3 separate regions of the Homo sapiens genome follow, and all the other regions are linked to region 3. Evidence: chromatin contacts called from ENCODE Hi-C data. All regions are on one chromosome and are shown on one strand. The core of a region is the stretch at or near the end of the contact, and the rest is flanking DNA. Distances in the headings are between cores, read along the strand shown. Region 1 overlaps LOC101929750 (a long non-coding RNA gene). Region 2 overlaps LYPLAL1-AS1 (LYPLAL1 antisense RNA 1). Region 3 overlaps RAB3GAP2 (RAB3 GTPase activating non-catalytic protein subunit 2).

The links. A loop is a pair of places that touch in the nucleus more often than their neighbours do. Pooled maps may share reads with other maps.
Region 1: a map with no recorded cell type shows a loop between it and region 3 (4-fold over the local background). The contact joins two enhancer-like sites. A Hi-C loop is called at or near these places in 2 of 37 single-sample maps with no recorded cell type and 3 of 50 pooled maps.
Region 2: a map with no recorded cell type shows a loop between it and region 3 (4-fold over the local background). The contact joins two enhancer-like sites. A Hi-C loop is called at or near these places in 4 of 37 single-sample maps with no recorded cell type and 3 of 50 pooled maps.

What each region holds. Positions count from the first base shown.
Region 1 is chr1:221,067,195-221,070,765 of GRCh38, reverse strand. The region is part of intron 3 of LOC101929750 (a long non-coding RNA gene); the gene reads right to left. Among named protein-coding and RNA genes, the nearest start is that of HLX-AS1, 190 kb to the right of the region's middle. RefSeq lists a silencer at 1,573-1,622. Within about 2 kb of position 1,490, at least 4 of the 41 ENCODE cell types and tissues checked have a DNase peak (open chromatin) inside an H3K27ac peak, as active enhancers do.
Region 2 is chr1:219,459,913-219,463,284 of GRCh38, reverse strand. All of the region lies in intron 2 of LYPLAL1-AS1 (LYPLAL1 antisense RNA 1), which reads left to right. Among named protein-coding and RNA genes, the nearest start is that of LYPLAL1-AS1, 96 kb to the left of the region's middle. RefSeq lists an enhancer at 2,037-2,126. Within about 2 kb of position 1,969, at least 2 of the 41 ENCODE cell types and tissues checked have a DNase peak (open chromatin) inside an H3K27ac peak, as active enhancers do.
Region 3 is chr1:220,218,351-220,221,978 of GRCh38, reverse strand. The region is part of intron 2 of RAB3GAP2 (RAB3 GTPase activating non-catalytic protein subunit 2); the gene reads left to right. Among named protein-coding and RNA genes, the nearest start is that of SNORA36B, 19 kb to the right of the region's middle. RefSeq lists enhancers at 1,399-1,468, 1,829-1,878 and a silencer at 2,029-2,108. Within about 2 kb of position 1,983, at least 2 of the 41 ENCODE cell types and tissues checked have a DNase peak (open chromatin) inside an H3K27ac peak, as active enhancers do.

The sequences.
Region 1 (3,571 bases), core at 241-2,740, 850 kb before region 3:
GTGCATGCTCATGACATGTTCATTTTTAGAGTAAGCCAACCTTTGGTGCATCTAATGAGTCAACCTTCCCTTGGAGCTTCCTATGCATGAACCTGAAGAACTACCATCAGGGGCAACCAACTCATGATTGTATTCCCAATGCCATTTGCAGTCATTCCCAGATTTTTAAGGAAATGTCTCACTATGCTGTCTTACCATAGGCAATATAGATAGCCTTGGCTCTCCTCTCTTTAGATTCGTACTCAGAGAACTATCTGCTAGTGAAAAGGAAAAGAGTGCAATCTACCAGGCAAAATAGAAAGTTAAGGTATGGAAGGTGCTCACTTTCCAAACAGCTGCTACAGTGCTATTATTAATACTGCCATGGTTATTTTCACGTAGGATATCTAGCACAGAAGGAAAATCAATCTCCAGCCAGGTCTGGGAGGACTCAGAACAGAGCTTCAAGGAGAGCATAACAAATGCCCCAAACTCCTTCTGCTTACTTCACTTAAAGTCTTATTAGTATCATCATTTCCAACTGGGCAACAACCACATCTGCCTCCCTTCTGCTTTCTCAGCCATCGCCAGTGGCAAGTTGGTGGTTGGATATTTTAGGTGGGTTCTATATGGTGGTTTTCAAAATTTTGTAACCCAAAACTTAGCTCTCCCTTCTGCATGGAACTATTGTGATTTAAAATTAGTAGTCAAGGTAGTTCCTCAATTAAGGAGTATTTGGAACAGGGAAAGTCTGCCTGAATAATGTCTGATTCTATACTTTCACGTGAATGTACTCCAACATGTACATCCATAGGTAATTCTGTATTATGGGGGTTATTAAAAAATATAAAGTTTGAAGATATCTTCGAGTCATTTTACCTGCTAGAACAATACTTGTCTAGTATCAGTTAACTGGTCACAAAGGAGAGGTCTTGTCTTACTCTCAACAGTCTCTGATGGTGTCATTTGAACACTGACACATGCAGATATTTTCTCTCTTTCTTTCTCATATGTGGTCTTGTTGAAACTCCACAATAACTGCGTTTGGAATCTACAGTCATATAAATTTAGATCATCATGGGAGATAATTATACTGTGGAAATGATACGATATTTACATGTCGAAAAGGAGTCATAATTCTTCGAAATAGATGCCTGCTAGCTTTCTTAAGAACTCATTTCACAAATTCAAGTTGAAACAAATGAATACATGTTCCTCTTTTTGCTTCCTCTTTTGAGCAATTTTATGATTGAAAAAAAAAGACACATTACCACAATGGAAAATACCTCATTTTTCCATTAAAATGTGCTCTTTTTAAACAGCTATCCCCCCACCCACTTCCCTGTTTATTGGGTTAAAAGGAGCCATTTCTAGGAGACCAAGCCAAAGTCTCAGCAAGGAGGTGGAAAGCTAGGTGCTTGGAAGGCTAGTCTGTTACCTACCCTACACTACAATGACTGTGGCAGCATCAACAACAGCACCAAACCAGCCAGCTGGAAAGTGAGAACAAATCATTCTAGTGACTGACAGTTTGGTCCCCTCTGTGTCCCAGGAGAGGCCAGGCTGATTTTCACCCACAGCGGGAGGCACTGGTTCAATCAGGTCTTCTTGCAGCTAGTGGATCCAGAATCAGAATGTTCTTATACAAATACCACTTTGTGTCCTGAAAAAGAGAGATTCCACATGGACCCAAACTACAGGTGTTTGTACAAGAACATTCTGTGGAATCTCTCTTTTTGAGGATGCAAAGTGCTATTTGTATAAAATGGCTTCATTTCACCAGCAATTTTGATTTCATTTTTCAGCCTAATTTGGGTAAAAAAAATGAAACCAAAATTGCTAATGAAATAAAAACCAATGTTTCATGGGTTGAATTTTTAACTTTTTGTATTAGCCCAACAGCGTCCATCTCTTCTAGTTAAATATCGACTTCTCTCCAGGTAGATATTCTAAAGACAAATGGAAAATTCAAACAAGTATGCTGACCTATAAAATGATGTCGACAAATAGTTTAAAGGGTTGACCAAATACTTTGCTCCTTAACTTGATTCTCTCCTTTTTAGTTAGACAGTTACAGTGTCATCAGAGAGAAAATAAGGAAACTAAAGATTGTTCAGGATTTGGCTCCTCACACTAATTTTATTCTCATGAGTTAAGATTTCCTTGATTCAAAATAGGGCTCTTCCCCTTTTGTTCATCTTTCCACAAGGTTCACACTCTCCTAAGGCCTGGGATTTCTCCTTAGACAGCTTCATCCCTACAATTATCTCAGGATCTGTGCAGATTCTCCACACATGGTGTTATTCATAGCATGCAGATGGGGTATTCCTATTCCTAATAATTTAGGTTAGAAAAGTACATTATGGATAAAATACAGCAATCTCTTAATGATCTCTTCTACATGGATAGCAAGCAGAAGTGCTCATGAATTCTAGGTAATTTAAGTTTATACATATCAGAAAATATTACCAAAAGCTTCCAACCATTTCTCTCTTCTCTCTCTCTCTACATACATTCTCATTCTCTCTCTCTCTCCCTCCCTCAAAAAGTATCTCTGCAGCATTTCACACAAGAAATTAATTAAATCCCATTGATTCTTTCTGGGAAATATGCTACTGAGCAGGAACATCCACTTAAGATGAAAAATACTAAAGGTGAGGAAGAGAAGCAAAAGTTTAGGATAATCTTCATGCTGGATTATAACTTAAATCCTGAATAACCTGGATTTGGCTGAACTTCACTCTTTTTTATGTTGTTTTCTTTTTTCAAATAAACTTCAAGGCATGAGATCGTGGTACTAAAATAGAAATACAGTGGAATCATGTTATTGCAAAAATTTGGCAAAGCTACTGGTGAAATCATGTCCCCTGAAACATAACAATGACATACAGTAAAAGCACAATTCATTTCAATGTGCCCATAAAGAGAGTGTTAGCTGTTCCTCAGAGTCTACACTGTAAAAGGGTTTCAGCATATTTAGTGAACCAACATTCAACTCAGTAATTCTTATCTTGCCAATAGCATATGTGGTATGTTAAAATCCACCTCTCAGTAAATTGCCGTGTGGCATATAAAATGTATTAAAAGTACACGAAGCAAAGTTGTTCTAAGGGTCTGCATTTCATTTTGATGTCTGATCATCGGTGTATTATTTTCCTGTTCTATTATTGTTATTATTTAATTTGTCTATGGTGCTTGATCTTGATGGGGAGAGGAGAAAGAGAACTAGTGGGTGGGATTTTTTTTGACATGTATCAAAGGGGTGATAGACAAAAATAGAGCTGAGATTGTTAAGCCTCAACACACCATGCCTTCTGACACCAAGATTTGTCCATGCCACCAGATTGCTGGGATTTTGCCTCCTGCTCACAATCTAATTACCAGGCTCCAAACACAAATGTGCTAGCATCCCACACAGAACATTAAGTTGATGCTGCTGAGCCAGCCTGCACTGAGGCACAGGGTGACAGGAGTTTCCAGGTTTCTTTCACTGCTTGCTTCCAGTTACATGGTTCCATAGCCCCAACCTCTGCTGGCACAACCAGATTCCTTCCACTGAGCACCATATCATTTCACTCCAGTTAGGTGCAAA
Region 2 (3,372 bases), core at 720-3,219, 760 kb after region 3:
ATGCCTATGAAATATCTTAAAAAACTACTTTCACCTTCTACTGAAAGAACAGAATCACAGATCCTCCCTCTGTTTCCTTCCTAAACCTTGTCAGCAAGAGGATCAGGGACTACTCAAAATCCAAATTCCATGTTGTGGTTCCCATTTTGGGAAAGTGGTTGGGAGGTTAGGAGGCAATGAAGCAGTAAGAAGAGAGACTACTGAGGGGTGGGATCAAAGGATGGCTCCTTTAGGACGGGAAGATCTTTTATTCTATATAAACCCTCAAAGACAATTTCTTGGTACAGGCTGCTCTTTATTATCTTTTTATTTTCTTCCTAGGACTCCAGGGATTGGCCTGTCATTTACACTGTCAACAGTTCTTGCTTCTGAACAGCATATCTTCCTTCCTAGTGTTATTGAAGACTCAACATCCTTTCTGAGGTTTCATAATGAATTTGATTACCTGATTATAAGAGAAGTGATATAGAAAGTCAAAAATCTCACCCCTGTATGTACATATGTACGTGTGTGTGTGTGTGTGTGTGTGTGTGTGTGTATATATATAAACATAGATGAAAAAGAAGACCATACATACATGTTAACTGTACACTTTTGTAATCTAAGGACAATCATGTTTTATTTACACCTGAAAGACGGAGCAGACTCAGGGAATTTAATCTCAGAATTCCTCTGGTGCTGGAGCTATGGAGAGAAGAATAGGCTTAAACCTCTGCATGAGGACTGGTGACAGAATAACGAGGTGTCACAGAGGCTGGTAAGCCTGGGGAACAAGGCATACTTCTGGAAGAAATGGGAAGGAGAGGTAGCCTGGGATGAGATGATTGCTCTTCCCTGCCGTCCTCACCTTCCTCCCCTTCCCACAAGGAAGGAACTACTGTCCACACCATTATGGCAGCATTTACTCCAACTGCAGCCCTTCACTGACTTCTGACCACTTTCTGTTCTGTCTTCATCTTAGTGATCCTCCTTCTGAGCTTCCCCTTGTCTTATCCTGCAAGCTCCTCCCACCACCCTGTACCCTCTTCCATGGTAATACCGAACAATCTTGTCTTTTCCTCTTTCTCCCTCTACATTCTTTTCAGCTACCAATAACCCCTCCCTCCTTTCCCCTTGCCTCATCCTCAGGCTTTTCCTATTAGCCTTCTGCCAGTTCATTTTGAGTTAACATTCATTACTCTATTAGAAACATGATGGTTAAAACATAATTACCAGCATCAGGGAGCTGACACATTTGTAGATGACATCAGCATGATACAAAGCAGGGAATGGAGAAGTGGAATCTAAGGACACAGAGAAGGGAAACACAAATCCAAAAAGTGTGGATTTTCAGATGGGGTGGGAAGAATCAAGGAGAACCTCATGGAGGTGGTGGCATCTAGTCTGGGCCTCAAAGGGTATATGAGAGTTCAGAGGAGACAACCTTTTAAGTAAAAGGAAGACACCTTAAGAAAATTTCTAACTTGATTATTACATGTGAAAAAGGACCAGAGACCTAGTAAGCCACTGCCACTTCCCAGGAATATGTCCATTATATTTTCACAGGATAAGTGAAAGCGAATCTTTTACTTTTCCTTTGTGGGGACTTCAGACTTCACGTGGAAAGCTCTGATAATATAGCAGAGAGGGTTGGAGTAGCAGAGACAGCTGGATCATGTAAAGGACATACTCATTTTTCTTTTCTCCTTCAATATACAGACACAGGCCCCTAGGAGAAACCCACTAAAGTGTAACTCTTGAGGAAAAATAGCAAATCGAGGGTGTACTCCAGCAACCAAAGCAGCCCTGCAGTCAAGGATACTGGCTCAGGCTAATAAATTCTCTGCTAACAACCCCCAGCGGCAAGGTTGCAATCATGTGGTTCTATTTAACGAAAATATAAACAGAGGCCATCCCATTCTAATTTAGAAGAAGAGAATAGTTAGAATCTGGGGTTCTCAGGGCAATGACTCAGACTTCTGAGCCATTAACTCAAGAGAGAGCCTGTGTTAACATGTACACATTGGGTTGTCTGTTTTGACTTGACTGGTCAAGGAAACAGGCAGGTTAGGTTAAAAAAAGAAAACAACATGCCGGACAGTCAAGAAACAGTGAAACAAATTGTTTGACAGATGATTATTATTTCTGTTTCGGGCTGTCACTTATGTCAAGTAAATCACACCAGTTAAAACAGATGAACTTCATGTTCAGTGTCCTCTGAATGGAGTTCTACCCATCCACCTCATTCACGTAGACACTCCAGGCTTCTCATGTGGCTCTTTCTCCTCTACTTACTTCCTCTTCTATTTTCGTTCCTCATTCTGGTTCTTGTTTTTGCTTGCGTGCCTCCGTTCTTCACTTCCCCCCTCAATGTTTGCTTCATCCATTCCTCAGAGAAAACAAAAAGTTGTGCAAACTTTTTCAGTTCTGAATCTAATTCTAATGGTGTTTCTAATTTTTAAGGCATTATTCCAGAAATCAATCCTGGCATTTACATTTCCAAATTAATAGAAATGTATATATAAACACATTCACATTCCAGGAAAGAGCATCTTAACCATTCTTGCACAAATTCACCACTTTGTTTTTATTTGTACAGAATGGCTGAAGATAAGTTATTTGCTAACACTTTCTAGAATCAAATGGTCAGGCTTATTGTTTCTCCTTAGGTCTCCCTGAGTCCTTATAGTGTCATGCAAAGATCCCTGGGCTGAAAGTCAGAAGATTTCTGTTCTTCTTCCTGTTCCACCACCAGTCAGTGCTTGGCTTTCTTTCTTCTGAGCCTCACTCTCATATTTGAACATCAGAGGGCTGGTCTACTTGAGTTCTATCATTGTAGCATCTTAGTATTGTGATTCTCTAAGGCTCCTTATATAACAGATAATCAACATGAGGCATAAAGACACTATTTCTGTACACATACCTAATGTTATTTTTGGCTTTGTTATAGACCTAATATTGAACACCAAAGCTAAAGGCTGTCTTTCCTACACTTGCATTGAGAAATGACTAATTGTATAGCCCAGATTTCTCAAGATCTCTCCTTCCTGCAGATATCTGTGAGGCATGCTAACATTAAAGACTCCAATGTCACTATTACATGTCCTCTTACGCTGACACAGGTCCCCTCAACCCCTGGAAGTTTTTACCCTACGGACAGTTTTTCCCTACATTCTCATATGGCCACAGATAAGTTGGAGCTTATGTTGTGGGACACAGCTGTTTCTAAGTTGGGGTTGTTGCTGCTCTACTGGGCATGGCTGGTACATTTCTGCTATTCCAGGCTTGACATTTGACTGGTTCAGCAGTCTCTCCGTGGCTGCTGCTAACGCTGTGTTGGGTTTAAAAGCCTGCTCCAGATGCTGCCTCTATTCCATTGTCAAGTATCTTGTC
Region 3 (3,628 bases), core at 734-3,233:
AACATAAATTGCAAATGATGGACTTATCGTACTAAAGTTGAAAGCTTTGAAAAACCACTCCTGGCTACTTCAGTGACTACGTAAGTACTACAATAGCTGAAAAACCAAAAAACACTGGCCACTGTGTTTACCCAGTAATTACCAGTCCCTATAATGCCAGCTATAGTTGAAAGACTGATTTAATTACTACAATTTTATTGTCTGCCTGCATTGTGTGCTTAAAATCAAAAGAAAGAAAATTTTTAAAGTATATGCTCTATCCCATATTGCGTTGTTTAGAAAGAATTCCTTTCCATAATGCACATTAGTGGCTTCTGTATTTTTGTAGATTAAGAAAACTTTTTTACTGGTCTTAATTCAAAAAAAATTCTTGAAGTTTAGGCCATACTAAAATATAATTATAGATTCCCTCCCCTCAACAACTAGGATTATGTTTTATAGGTGCATTCATTCATTCATTCATTTTTGCCTTTATAAAAGCAAGTTTTATTGTTATTTACCATAGTAGTGTCAGAAAGAGGAACAGATTAGCTCAGTCCAACATGATTGGCAGCTGGCAAAATCTAGTGAAGCAGGTGTTCTGATTGCTTTAATTTGGGGGATTTAATTTGGTTGCTTTTAATACTTAGCCATCTAACACTTCAAACGTAATGCAGAATAAATATTTCATCTCCTTCCTTTTTACTTTAACACCACACCCACCTCACTTCAATATGGAAATATCTTCATTAAATATGATTTCCAAAAGAACAAGTTCCCTGGAGAATATAGCCATGAGGACAGTGCATAAAAAGAAAAACTCGAAATAAAACCCTGTATGATAATTTTCTATTCTAAGAAAACAAAAGTTTCCAGTATATGAAGAAATAAACCCAGTCTCAGATGCACTAATATGTCTGTGAGAAGCGGTTGTGGTATAATAACTGAAAACTGCCAGCTATTTTCAAGATACTCAAGTGGTAATGGTGCACCTAGCCCAGCAGCAGCCCTCAGAAGAAGCCAGGGTGCTCTCTCCACGTAGGCCAGTGTGTTAGTCCATTTTCATGCTGCTGATAAAGACATACCTGAGACTGGGCAATTTACAAAAGAAAGAGGTTTATTGGACTTACACTTCCACGTGGCTGGGGAGGCCTCACAATCATGGTGGAAGGTGAAAGCCATGTCTCACATGGCGACAGACAAGAGAAGAGAGCTTGTGCAGGGAAACTCCCCTTTTTAAAACCATCGGAACTTGTGAGACTCATTCACTATCAGAACAGGGCAGGAGAGACCCACCTCCATAATTCAGTTACCTCCCACCGGCTTCTTCCCACAACACGTGGGAATTGTGGGAATTACAATTCAAAATGAAATTTGAGTGGGGACACAGCCAAACCATATCAGCCAGGTACAAAAAATCCATCTTCAGCTTTTGCCTCCTAAAGCTGTCCCATGGTTGGGCTGCACTGTCTTATCCACAAACGGGACAGAGGCCTTTTCAGCAGCAAGCTGGATCCTACTCGTGATGATGCACATGGACTGAGCCACTGGAATACCAGGTGGCACCAAGGACTTCTACTTATCAGGGTCAGCGGTCTGAGAGCCTGGACTTTTTCATAATTGCTGGAACTGGCTGGGCTATTTTGTGCGGATCTTCGGGGACTCCACTCACCTGCGTTCCAGGAGCGAGACTCTCTGAACACCCACTTCACAGTGGCAGGGAAGGGACGGGCTGGCTCTCAGAGCCATGGAGCTTAGCGCAGCCACCACAACGACGATGATGGGGGAGACTGCAGGCAAATTCAGTGTCAACTTTAGTAACAGGGTGGGGGAGGCAAGTTTTGGTGGAAAACCCAAGGTCCCTGGTGGAGCACCTTTAAGCAGTGAGGTGCTTTTTTTGTTTTACATTTCAGGCGTGGCTTGGGAAATTACCTTGTCAAATGATATTATTTTTGGATCACTAGCTTCAAAGGGGCAGTGTTAGAGACTGTGGGCCCCATTATTGGGGAAGTTTTCCAAAACGCTAATTAGTAGGCAAATGCCCTTATGACACAAAACAAAATGATGAGCTTGCATCTTGTCAGCCACTGAATGTGTGCTGATGCTCTATTAGGCTTCCCAGAGCATTGTTGTTTACAGCCCTATTTCTTGCCTGAGCTTTCTGGAACTGGCGCTGGAAATCATATTTTGTTGTAAAACCTAATACTAGCTCATTGTGATCCAGCCTAGAGAGGGCATTTCCTAATCTCCACTATACCAATATTTTCATCAAGTTATTTGTGCTTAGACTTGAGACTTCCCTGAAAAATCTGGCACTGGAGTCACTTCAGATGGACTCACACTCTTTATTCTTGGTTTGTATTTCTGCAGCCCTTCTGGAGCAATACTGTGGCAGTGTTGTACAGGATACATTAAAGCAGAGAGAGAGAGATATGAGAACATCGAGGGTCTAGTCTTTCTCATGGATTCTGACCCACAGGCCATTTCCTCATTCTTCCTCAGACCCCTGATTTTAGAAGTGAAGGACCAGAGTTCCTCTGTAAATTGTCCAGGGACTGTGTGAATGTATGTTGCTTTAAATGTATTATCTATAGTATTGGCATGGTTAGTGAAAATCCACTTATTCTTTTTAGAGCTTGATTTCTTTTCTGGAAAAGGAGGAATTTCACTCAAATGATCCCTGTAGTTCCTTCTGTTTCTGTTAAGATTGAATCATCCTGTCAGTTGGCTTCAAGAGGATTATGACATGTGTAAGAAGGAGATTGTTGATCTGTACAGACAAGCAGTTCTAGGATCTTTGCTTACATTGTCTTGCACTTAGTACTACAGTTTCTTAATTTGTAGATTTATTAAAAGAAATTTGATTTACCTGAGGATTTCTCCCATCCACACCTCCAGCAGTTTTCTGTTTTGAATTTGCTTCATAATATGGTAAAATTTACTCTGGCTGGGGGCAAAATATTATAGCTAAGCTTAAAACAATACATTTTTACCTCTTTATAATTTTAAGGATATTATTTGGTTTGGGTTATTGTCATTAGAGGCTTTTTGTCCTTGTATTGAATCTGATATGTTGAATACTGTGCCTTAGTCACAAAGAAGTTACTTTAGAATTACATGTGACCAGGAGCTTGCAGTTGGAATAGGTATACAGCTGCTCCCCCGTGTGGTTGTGGATCCAAAGAGCTTGTGGAGCTTGTATTAAGAGCACAACACCATTGCATTTTGTGACAAGTTAGCATCGTTCTTTTTTTTTTTTAAATTATACTTTAAGTTCTAGGGTACATGTGCACAACGTGCAGGTTTGTTACATATGTATACATGTGCCATTTTGGTGTGCTGCACCCATTAACTCGTCATTTACATTAGATATATCTCCTAATGCTATCCCTCCCCTGACTCCACACCCCACGACAGGCCCTGGTGTGTGATGTTCCCCACCCTGTGTCCAAGTGTTCTCATTGTTCAATTCCCATCTATGAGTGAGAATGTGCAGTGTTTGGTTTTCTGTCCTTGCGATAGTTTGCTCAGAATGATGTGACAAGTTAGCATCATTCTTGAGAAGCACAACTAAAAGTTTAGATCTAGAATTTTATGGCACTTCAAACTCTAATGATGATATAATAATATTATCGTATTTTCTAACCTA